Regions from separate parts of the Homo sapiens genome. Here all the other regions are linked to region 3. Evidence: chromatin contacts called from ENCODE Hi-C or POLR2A ChIA-PET data. All regions are on one chromosome and are shown on one strand. Each heading gives the region's core, a stretch centred on a gene start or an enhancer-like site at or near the end of the contact. The rest is flanking DNA. Distances are from core to core; before and after follow the strand shown.

Region 1 (3,602 bases), core at 1,041-3,540, 34 kb before region 3:
TCCTCTGTTTTCTGCTCAATGCTGGAGAAGACATGCCAGGAAAGCAGCGGGCACCAACCATGTTCTTGTAGGCAACAGAGAGCAGATTTCTCTCTTCGTTGGAGTATTCATGCCTCGTTCTGTGACTGCCTTCGTGACTACAGCCATATCATCATAGCGCTCAGCCTGCTCAGTGAGTTGGCTTTCTGTACCAGCTCACTTTTATCCAGTCGTTCCCGTGGGAGGGCTGCAGGGGACGAGGATGCTTCTGAGCAAAGCTCCAAGTGAGGTGACCACTTCTTTCCCAAGCCCACTCCTCTGGCAGCGGTGGCGGTGCCTGCCGTGGCTGCAGCGACGGTAGCAGCAGCTCCTGTATTCGGATATTTTTAAAGTTCAAGCAAAATAAGGCAAAATGCCTTACAGCTTGGTTCTGTGTAGTAAAGAATTAACTTTACCCAGAGAGGCCACGCCTTTGCCCTTGGCTCCTGGAGGTGATGTCTAAGCCCTCAGAACTTCCTGACTAATTAGAGTGTTCTTTATCTACACCAGACAGTCTAACAGTGTGATTTATGGGGGGGTCTGGGCCATGCAGTGATAGGTAACAGCTCAACCTCTGGAGGAGCTGGAGACTAAAGGTCAGCCTCACAGGCAGTCAATGGTGTCTATATGACCAAGTCCTGATAAAAACTCTAGACCCAAGGCTCAGGTGAGCTACCTTGGTGGGTAATACTCCATGCATAATGATACATACTGTTACTGGGAAAAGTCAGCACTGCCTATGACTCCACTGGGAGAAGACAACTAGAAGCTTTGCACTTGAAACTTTCTGGGTTGCCCACGTGTCTTTCCTCAGCCTATTTTAATCTGTATCTTTTGCCATAAGTCATAACTGTGAGTATAATAGCTTTCAGTGAGCTTTTAAAGTCCTTCTAGATAATTATAGAACTTTAGGGTGGCCTTGGGAAACCATGAACTTGCAATGAGTGTCAGAAGTGCAGGTGGTTTTGTGAACTTCCAAACTTTACAGGTCCTTAACTAAAGAGTATTTTCTTACCTAATCAAGAACTTGCTCTTCATGGCAATTTGTAGAATAAGTCGGTCTACTTCAAATGAGGCCATATAAAAAGGCAACACATCTTTCCACACTCACTGAACATACAGATTAAAATACGTCAGAGAGTGAGCTCTCTTTCACAGACTTAATATGAATTAAAGTCTTAGCTGTTCAGTCATCTGGACAGAATTTAGACCGAATAAAAATCTCTAATTTCTTATACTGTACTTAAAAAGTCCTTTAAAGAAAGTGAAAAAGAGCCAATTTCTACAAGAGTTTGGTTTAGAATTTCATATCCAAAGGATGATTCATGATATGATGACTATTGAAGATTTCATTAAGTCCCCAGTTTATAGTAAGGCTGCATTAGCAAAAGGAATTTTAAAACCTTTCTAGAAGAACCTGTCTTATAATCTATATGAAATATTATGATGGTTCTTGTGAGACAGGAAGGAAAATCCTTCTCCCATAGATTACGTACCTAAATGATATGTCTATAATTAAGCATTCAATCACATGCAACAGTGGTGGTATTCCATTCATTGGCACAGAAGTTATCAGAACTAATGAAAACTTAAGAGTCTTTTTATAGTTAGTGAATTTTTCACACATAAACACATCAACATACTTTGTTAAAGCTATTATATCTGGTCTAATGGGTCAAATTATACTGATGCTAAATTTTTAAATCCTTATTTTTAAAAACACACATTTAAATCCTGGAATTTACATTCTGTTTCTCTTTATAGAATATGTTCAGGCAAATGCTACCATAATACCACCAAATAAGTCCTTGCCAAGACTTTCCAGCCAAAGTCATTAACCCTCAAAATAAGAACCAAGCCGAGGCAGCAGTCGCTTGGCCTATAAAGGTCACAGTTCACCTGAGGAAGTTACAAACACCAAGATTAGACCTAGTCTTATCTCTATCACACATAGACTTCACTGTGAAGTATATCTAAACTTTAAAAAATCGAACTACTTTGTAAAAAAAAAAAAAGGAATTATAACTAAGATCTGAAATAAGAAAGTAAAAAAAGAAAAACCCAGAGTTTTTCAAAGAAGTAAAAGAAAAACTCATCAAAGTTCAAAATTCGATGAACCATGCCACTTTAAGATAATGTTTATGCAAACAAATAAGAAAAAAGATTTGGTGGAAGATTCTCATCTACTTTGTGAACACTTACCAAACCAAACTTTCTTCTCAAACATCTTAGAAGAAATTTGAATATTCTCTATACCTGCTATAACAAGAATAAGAAGAGTTTTTGGCAAACTGCCATACCCCAAGTCCCCAACACACTGACCTTTTTACTCAAGCAGAGTCAGATTTCAAAAGTGCCCTTCTACAATTCCAGATTAGCAGTTGAAGAGCTAACAGACTTTGAGTAACAATCTTAAGCAAAACTTCCTTTAAATGTCAGGTAGGATCTGATCTCCAAACTTAATCCTTAGGAAATAAGATATAATTTTTCTAGTATTAGGAAACCAACACTCTACACTCAATGGACCCAAAAATTCATTGAATAATTTATGCAAGTATATTCACAGTGCACTAGTATACACTACCTGATTTAAAGCCACTATTTAAACACTTAAGACACCCGGTTTCATTTATCTCCTAAGAGTATTTACAAACGATCACTACTTCCTGGAACTCAAATGAAGCTATTTTATATTAGAGAAAGAATCCATAAGCCCAAAGTAAACTATAACTCAACGATAATTTTTCTGACCTCACCCTTAATCAGCAAAAGTAAACTACCTGCCCAGCATTTTTACTCCTGGATGTTACTTGCTCAGGCCCACATAATGGTCCTAGGTCTGGCATCTGTGCTACACAGCAAACTATGGAGCCCAAGTAATCCCACACAGTAGCTTACTGACCATCTATTTAGAAACTAGACCGAGAACATATGAGGATTATTTTTCTTTCATAATAAAAAACAAAAAACAGGTCTATCTCTGAAGAAGGAAGAACATTTCAGACAACTGTATGAGCAAAGGAGTTCTGATCTGTGCTATTAAGTGCAAACACTGCAAATCCATTACATGGCTTACAAAAGTCCTTTTTATTTATAGTGTATGAATATGTAAGCTTCTAATACTACTTACAGGCTTTGTGCAGGCTATGGAGCTTTTCTTCCAAAGAAATTAGGGGGCCTCAATTTATCTTTTAAACACTCAGAAAAATGCGCTTTACTTGAGCTCTAGAAAGTTTCTATCAACACAATCAATAAGAAAAAATTTAAAGAAAGCTATCAGCAGGTTTACACTTCTTGAAAATAAACACACACCACAAAAAAAGTTTAAATTCATTTACATAAAAATTAAAGTTTTCAAAAGTGAAGGTAAGTAGGTATAAGTCTTGCTAAAATGAGACAGCAAAATAATAACTACTCCAAAAAAGAAACAGTGTGACAAAATCATTCAGCTATCATAGTAAGTCATAAAAGATGAAAGATGCTACCTGGTAGGCATAAGCACAAAAGCCAATAAATCTGAAGGAGAGTTAAAATTCTATTCTTAAAAAAATGAATCAGAATCAAAGTAATTCCATTAAAATTAA
Region 2 (4,006 bases), core at 127-2,626, 62 kb after region 3:
AATTCATTCAAGTCACTTACATAAACAATTTCAATCTTAGGACTTCAAAACCTCCCACGGGTATGTAAACTGCCCCAACAAAGAAAGAGGCAAGTATAACAAAAATGGCATAAACTATGGTTTCTGCATTAGGAAGTCTTAAGAAGCATTAAGAATTATTTAAGGCCGGGTGCGGTGGTTCATACCTGTAATTCCACCACTTTGGGAGGCTCAGGCGAGTGGATCACTTGAGGTCAAGAGTTCGAGACCAGACTGGCCAACATGGTGAAAACCCATCTCTACTAAAATACAAAAATTAGCCAGGCATGGTGGCACGCGCCTGTAGTCCCAGCTACTTGGGAGGCTGAGGCACGAGAATCGGCTTGAACCCGGGAGGTGGAGGTTGCAGTGAGCCTAGATCGCACCACTGCACTCCAGCCTGGGGGACAGAGCAAGACTCTGTCAAAAAAAAAAACACAAAAAACAAAAAACCACCTTAACTAGGAAACTGGTGAAAACTAGTCTTCTTAACTAGAAAATTGGCGGGGATTCCCTCAGATTGTACACCGGAAACTCAGGCTAGTCAGGTCTCAGAAATATAGGTCAGATTTCTAGGTCGGCCCGCCTACTCCCCAGCCTTCCAACATTAAGATCTCTCCAGGGCCTTCAAGCTCTGTCTTCATCTCTAAATCTACTCAGGTCTTTCATTCACTGCACAGTTACTTAGTACCTATGGTGTTGTCAAACATAGTGGCTAGAGGAAGGGAATACAAAAGCACAATGTCTGCAGTCAAAGGGGCTCACAGCAAGATTACGGTTTGTAAATACATAATTACTCCACAATGTGATAATCGATATCTTTCAAAACAGAAGGGTTGATTCAATCTTACAGGGAGTGACTGAGTTGGGTCTTACAAAGGATGAGCTTTGCAATTCAAGAAAAAAGAAAAAAAAGGCAGACCATTTCAGCAGAGAGAAAGAGAGAAAGGCGTGGTTAGGCGTGTGCTGGGAGCTGTTTGAGGTCAGTGAAGCTGGGGGTATGAGGAGGGCTCGCACCAGGTGGAGGTTGGGAAACCTCAGAGTTGCGGGAGAAATCAGAATCCAGGTCCCCTCAGCCTCCCTGGGGCCGCGCCCCATAGCCGGTTTCAGACCAGCCGCCCCGGCTCCAAGCCCCACTACAAGCCGGGAAACGCAAAACGGAGGCAACCTGGCCAAAGGCAGAGGCACCCCCCGCAAGACCCTGAGGACCCAAACTGGCCCAGCGGACTGCCCGCACCTTGCCAAGCAGCCGTCTCAGGCCCTCGCAGTCGAACTCCATCTCCAGGCCGGTCCCGAGCTAGGTCCCAGGACTCCAGCCCCCGGACCTTCTTCCGGACTTGCTGCAGGACGGAAGCCGCTGAGGACCAAACTTCCCGGCGGTCCAAGGCCCCGCCCCTTCCCAGACTGGAAATTCCACCCGCATTCAACGCCCCGGGCTCAGCCGCGGCTGCGCCCGGAATCCGGGGCCTCTCCTTCGTGACCCCGGAGTGGGCAAGTGACGAGGGCACGGCCAGAAACGCATTGGCGTCAAGGAAACCACGACCCATCTTCCTGGAAGGAAACTTGGGGACACTTATGAAGAGAAGACTAGGAAGGACCGGAGTAGAAGCACTAAAGGAGGTAGAGGCAACACGCGGTGTTCTTGAAGAGTTTCCAGACAGATGTATTAAATTCCACAGTGTATCAGGAAAGAGCAAGACCGAAAATTGCAGTTGAATTTAGGAAGGAGGCGGTAATGGAACTTCAGAAGCAAAATTTCAGGGAGTAGAAAGGAAAAACAAAGTCAGGAGGAGCCTTGCCGGAGAAGCGGAGATAGGACAGCCCCAGCATGAGGGTGGCTTAGCACGGGGAGAGTGGTTGCTTTTTTTATTTTTTTTAGGGGTGCCATAACAATGTTGGTGGTCAAAGAGAGGAGAAATCCAGGTGAACAAATAGTTGGAAAACAAGAGAGGAGGGAGATGGGTGGATAAGGTCATCTGGAGAAGGTGGGTGAAGAAGAGATGCAGGATACAGTAATTTTCTGGCGTTGTTTGATCTCCTTGGCCCATGGCTGACTTACCTGCCCTGTATCCCTGGCCTGAGCCACTGAAGCGAAAAGTCCCAGGAGCTGGATATTGTAATTGTCAAGAGGTTGGACATATAGGAGAGAGATTGTATTTATAGGAAGATCTGAAGGGAGTGCTGCCCTGACTCAGGAGAAGAAGCTGAAAAGCTGGAAGGAACATTCATTCAGAAAGTTTTTGTTGAGCATCTACTACTTGCCAGCTATTTTTCCAGGTCTCAGGATACAGCCGTGAACAAAATACACTCAGATAGCTGATGTCTTAAGGGTGTCATTCCTTTATTAGCAGAGAGAGAGCAAAACAATAAATGTAATAAGTAAATTATTCAGCATGTCAGAAGGTTGATTACGTGTTGTGGAGAATAAATTCTGAAAAGGGTAGGGAGATTGGGGTAGGTCTCACTGAGGGGTGAGGGAGTAAGTGTTACGAATCCGAGTGCAGACAAAGCAGTAGCCTAAGGCATGTGCCCAGGGAGGCTCAACACAGCAAGGAGGCCAGTGTGGCTGGAGTAGAATGAAGTAAGATGGGAGTGGAGACAAGGAGGCTAAGTCAGGGAAATAAGACGGGGGAACAAGTGGTTTAGAGAAGTGAGTCTTCTAGTGTGAGCCCCAGATCTGCAGCCTCAGGTGCTGGGAGTTGTTAGAAATGCAGATGCTAAGACCTCAACCCCAGCTTTATTCAATCACAGGCTCTGGGGTTGGGGACCAGCAATTCTCTTTTAACAATTCTTCCAGATGATTCTGATGGGTGATGAAGTCCAAGAACCACTGTGGGACTTTGTAGACAATTGTAAGGACTCTGGCCTGTCCCTGCCCTCCAGCCAGAGACCATCAGGAACACACCTGTGCTTAAACAAGTTGAGTTCATTATTAATAGTTCTTGCAGTGAGGAAGCAGGTGTTGTGGAGGACCATTGGGACAGCTTGGTGAGGGTGAGAGAACCTATTATAGAATTTGGGCGATTTGCGGGAGGGCTCAAGAAAGCCAGGCTTCACCCTGGATTGGGTGCTGTCAGAAAGCAGGGACATTTCTGTGACTAGGTATCTGAATAAGTATTGTCTATAAGATGGACAGACTAGAGTGAGGATAAAGCTATACCTAGTAAAGAAGCAGCAGTCACTCATAATAGCAGAGAAGGACGTTTGGTATTTCATGGCTTGCACAGTGACCTTGCTCTCTTGTCTCTGCTTAGACACAATTTTGAAATGGCCTTGTTGTTGTGTCCCTTTTTTATAGTCTGACTGACCTTGTCTCATGTTGGTGTTCTGTGAGATTATGTCCCACAGAAGAATAACTGGGCCAAGCTGTGAGCATCAGGCCAGCTTCTAACAACCCTGAAGTCTAGCTGTGTCAGACCAGCTCTCAGATGTCAGGGCCTGCCTCTTCCTTTCTCAGGCTTTTAATCTGGGAGAAAGAGAAAGCCACTGGGAGGTTTCGAACAGAACAGTGACATGATCTGACTGAGCTTTAAAAAAATATTAATAACTCTGCAGTGTTGTGAAGAGGCAGTAGTGTCAGGCAAGAGTAGGCCAGAAGACAAGGTAGGAGGAAGATTACAGAGAAAAGCTGATAGAAGGGCTGTTAAGTGCATCTCAGCCAGATCTAACCAACCTTAAAACAGTAGAACTGCCAGGGGCTCCAAATTCTAATAGATCCTGCCAGAAATCCGTGGTATAAGGAAAAGATACCAGTTAGCAGCAAGGCCAGAGCAAGATTCTTCCATCTTTTATGAAAGAGCCTTTTATGAAAGAGGCCTTCCAACCAAACCAATTCTCTTCTGGTCTAGTCACTATGCACACTTTATGCCAGAGAGAGTGTGAGTGAGTGAGTGTGTGTGTGTGTATGTAGCATTTCCTTTGTGGAAGGTATACTGCTAAGAGTTTTATGTGCTTTATCTCCGTTCATCTTCATAAGACCCTATGACCT
Region 3 (3,872 bases), core at 1,170-3,669:
GAGCCCCACAACTGCTTCTATTACTTTACTTCCTATTCTTACCTGTCTAAAATTCATAGGTTGGACAGTACTAATGCTGATGCTCAGAATCGTCATAATCACATACAGGAGTCTCAATTTTCCAGATATTGAGTCAAGGACCAAAAGGCAGGTAGGATGCCCTCTCCCACCTCTTCCCTACCTCTGTTTTTGTTTCTAAAGTAATCACAGGTTGGGTGGAGGGGAAGGCAGGTAGAGGTATAAAATATCTTCTGAACATGCCTTGCCTTTGTCTTTGATGGCAGGTTTCTCTAGGGAAGCTTAGGAAACTTAATTAGGGTATAAAAAATAAGCTAATATTTGAATATTCTTGCTCTTTATATGAATATACATACATTAAGGAATAAATCTTTTTTTTTTTTTTTTTGAGATGGAGTCTTGCTCAGCCACCCAGGCTGGAGTGCAGTGGCCTGATCTCGACTCACTGCAACCACCGTCTCCCAGGTTCAAGCGATTCTCCCATCTCAGCCTCCCGAGTAGGCTGGGATTACAGGCACCCGCCATCATGCCCGGCTAATTTTTGTATTTTAGGAGACGGGGTTTCACCATGTTGATCAGGCTGGTCTTGAACTCGTGACCTCAGGTGATCCACCCGCCTTGGCCTCCCAAAGTGCTAGGATTACAGGCGTAAGCCACTGCGCCCAGCCCAAGGACTAAATCTTAATGACTATGCTATCAATTTAAAGATCAAAAATGTCATGGAGGCCAGGTGTGGTGGCTCACGCCTGTATTCCCATCATTTTGGGAAGCCAAAGCGGTGGATCACTGAGGTCTGGAGTTTAAGACCAGCCTGGCCAACATGGTGAAATCCCGTCTCTACTAAAAATACAACAATCAGCTGTGTGAAGTGGTGGGCACCTGTAATCCCCAGCTACTTGGGAGGCTAAGGCAGGAGAATCGCTTGAACCTGGGAGGCGGAGATTGCAGTGAGCCAAGATCGTGCCACTGCACTCCAGCCTGGGTGACAGAGCAAGACTCTAAAAAAAAAAAAAAAAAAAAAAGAGTCATGGAACAGATACTCTTCAGTTACATACTATGTAAAACAATATACCGTTTTTTTCAAAAAGTGATATATAAAAGTTACAACATGGATCTTTACCTGGGTCACAATCTTCTATGGCTTCCCATATGTCTTCTATAACTAAGGATAACAAGTTTATCAAAACAAAACCAAGAAGCCTAAAATATACGATTACACAACCAATATATGCTTTATTTTGAAAGCTGTCATTTTCTCCTTAGAGATTATTTGGTCTTCAATCAAGAACTATGGGGGCGATTTAACTGGAAAAAGTCTGTTTTTAAAAAAGTTTTACACATAATAGTGTGTTTTATTAAAAATTGAAACCGCTTAAACCGCTGATTGCTACCATTCTTGCTTTGACAAAACTATCCCAAGCTAACACGTTGAACTGGTCAAGACTCAACTCTCAATCATTTTACATAGTTTTGGAAAATTACAACAAAACATAACAAAAGCCATTCCACTCTGGTGTGAGGTGCCACGTTTGAAGTAATTATATAAATAAATCATGGCTTTAAAATACAAAATGCTTAACTGCTTTTTTAAAAATTGAAAAAAAAAACACTAGTCTTGAGCCGTGAAGATCATAAATTAAGCTCAAAGCAAATAAATACGCGTTATAAGAAGCATACACTTAAAAGTAGTTACTCTTAGAAAATCCCTGAAATGGTAATGGTATGTATTTCACCTGGGGCAGTAAGGGACTGGTATTTTCGCTTCTTTTCTGGAGAATACAAAACTGAAAAGGCCACACTCTCTGCGGGTCGGCAAAAGAAAGGCTAAGACTGGAGGATCCCTAGATTGGGACAGGAGTAGAGGATTGCCTCAGATCTACAACTAAGTATGATCCCTTGTTTGTGTTTATAAAAACAAACGAAAAACTACACTGCCCCACAGACAGCTCCAAACTCAGTGGAAGAGAGGAGGGCGGGTGGGCGGCAGGTGTCAGGTAGCCTCCGCTCCACGCCTTTGTTGACTGTCGCCGTCCCCCACCCTCCCAGCTCCCGTACGGGGATTCCCGCACCAGGCGACAGGCGCCTCGGGGCGGGGTTCTGAGGAGGTCGCTAAGGACTGCACCGGGGCTTCCGGCCCGTCTGGGAAGCTTGCTTGGCTGGGCCGGGACGGACTCGACAGGGCGCGGAAGGGAGCGGTGGGCGCGCCCTGGGAGGCGAGCGCGTCGCAGCCTCACCTTGGACACCATTTTCTTGAGCTGGCTCTCCGACACCGCCATGACGGCCGCCTGGCGACTCCCTTCCCCGCAGGCAGAGGGTCAGCCGCTGCTGGGCTGCCCCAGACCGTCCCACACAATCGCACACCCCCAACCCGGCCTCAAACAACAGGAAGTCGGCACCACTACACCACTTCCGCTTCCACTACGTCACTTCCGGGCCGCCGTCCTGCGGGCAAGGGTGGACACCGTGTGGGATTGAGAGGGGCCTGGTGGGGTGGGTTCCAACCAACCCGCCCCTCGAGTGCCGGAATCAGCAGGACGAATCGGGTCCCAAAGATGTGGGCAAGACTGTTCCGAGGGTCGAAACTCTGGTTCAGGATAAGATTAGCAGGTATTTCACAGAGTCGACTTAAGGAAGCTAGTGCCGGAGAGGGAAGAAGTACGAAGGGCTTGCCAGTGAGCCTTAATGACTGATTGATCAAGTGGGAGGGCACTGCACTGGCGGTCAGAGAACTGTTCTGTCACTGACTTGCTCTTGTGATAATGGTAGGCTAGTGCATTTCTAGCTCAGGCGCAAATTTCTCCCGACTCTAAAGTCATACACTTGCCTTAGATGATGCCCAGTGGTCCTCTAATTAATGATTTTTTTTAAGCTTAAAGACCTTCATACTATACGTTGGCAAGGGTAAAGTGTAGAGCCTTTGTTTCACAAGAAGCCAGATAGTAATTTCTTCTCCAGGAAATCATTCCGTAAGTCAGAATTTCTCCTCTGTACCCACCCATAAATGATAATACAGGCCGTATTTTACCTGGTGCTGTATTTGTGTACCTGTCCGCTGTCAAAATCCAAGCCCTTGAAGGCAGGCTTCCTTCAGATCTTCATTGCCTTGCACAATGCAAGGGTAGGTACTTCCATCTTAATTGAATTTTTACTTCCCATAAAAATTCTTCATGGTGACTTACATTAGTCATCATTACACATCACCGTCAGTTTTGTAAGCACAGTGTCATTCAAGGTATTGTAAAATTTTGAGTTTGATGATGTGTGACAGTTTCAATTATTTTAGTACAGCCCTAATGAGAACAAGGCCGTAGTATTGATTCCCTTCAAAGTTGGCGTCTAAGTGAAGGTCACATTCACAAGGAGGGCCTAACTGAAAGCATGTGGAAGCATCATTATAAACTGTTGCTAACACGCACAAATAAAGGCTATTAATAGGTATTGTTTTTCTTTTTCTTTTTCTTTTTTTTTTTTTTTTGAGTCACTCTCACTCCATCGCCCAGGCTGGAGTGCAGTAGCACCATCTCGGCTCACTGCAACCTCCGCCTCTGTTTTTCAGCTCCTTAGTTAAGCATACAGCTCCAGTCAAACCAAACTAGAGGTCTGTCTGTCCTTCCATTTTACTTGCTGTTTTATGTCTTTTAAAAGCAAGAAGGTTTTCAAACTGTTCTTAAAGCCACGGCTTAACCAGGAGTCCCTTTAATTAGAGCAACTGTACCTTTGTGAGTTGGAGGAATGCCAGGTAATATATATTATTTATATATTTTATAAATGCAACATTTATAAATATTAAAATAAATTTTACATATATATATATATATATATATATATATATATATATTTTTTTTTTTTTTTTT

What was found. A loop is a pair of places that touch in the nucleus more often than their neighbours do. ChIA-PET counts read pairs that join two places held with the same protein, here RNA polymerase II (POLR2A). Pooled maps may share reads with other maps.
Region 1: a loop to region 3 is called in a map of PC-3, with 3 times the contacts of the local background. The contact joins the enhancer-like site here to the promoter of TSG101 in region 3. A Hi-C loop is called at or near these places in 4 of 168 maps with a recorded cell type or tissue (Calu3, OCI-LY7, PC-3 and 1 more) and 3 of 50 pooled maps. POLR2A ChIA-PET finds 5 or more read pairs at or near these places in 20 of 52 experiments (A673, AG04450, B cell and 15 more).
Region 2: a map of gastrocnemius medialis shows a loop between it and region 3 (9-fold over the local background). The contact joins the promoter of UEVLD here to the promoter of TSG101 in region 3. A Hi-C loop is called at or near these places in 22 of 168 maps with a recorded cell type or tissue (B cell, CD4-positive, alpha-beta T cell, CD4-positive, alpha-beta memory T cell and 17 more), 9 of 37 single-sample maps with no recorded cell type and 35 of 50 pooled maps. POLR2A ChIA-PET finds 5 or more read pairs at or near these places in 28 of 52 experiments (A549, BJ, CD4-positive, alpha-beta T cell and 21 more).

What each region holds. Positions count from the first base shown.
Region 1 is chr11:18,490,746-18,494,347 of GRCh38, forward strand. All of the region lies in intron 7 of TSG101 (tumor susceptibility 101), which reads right to left. It also overlaps the pseudogene YWHABP2. Among named protein-coding and RNA genes, the nearest start is that of TSG101, 34 kb to the right of the region's middle. Within about 2 kb of position 2,291, at least 2 of the 41 ENCODE cell types and tissues checked have a DNase peak (open chromatin) inside an H3K27ac peak, as active enhancers do; they include PC-3 and PC-9, where a contact is called at or near this core.
Region 2 is chr11:18,587,358-18,591,363 of GRCh38, forward strand. UEVLD (UEV and lactate/malate dehyrogenase domains) reads right to left here and starts at 1,377. Exons shown (of 12, transcript NM_001040697.4): 1 at 1,256-1,377. The coding sequence starts at 1,297. It overlaps LOC112268073 (a long non-coding RNA gene), which reads right to left. Exons shown (of 4, transcript XR_002957242.2): 3 at 3,179-3,484; 4 at 2,736-2,923. RefSeq lists enhancers at 425-534, 935-1,084, 1,125-1,184, 1,245-1,539, 1,445-1,494.
Region 3 is chr11:18,524,523-18,528,394 of GRCh38, forward strand. It overlaps TSG101 (tumor susceptibility 101), which reads right to left and starts at 2,420. Exons shown (of 10, transcript NM_006292.4): 1 at 2,253-2,420. The coding sequence starts at 2,294. RefSeq lists an enhancer at 2,580-2,689.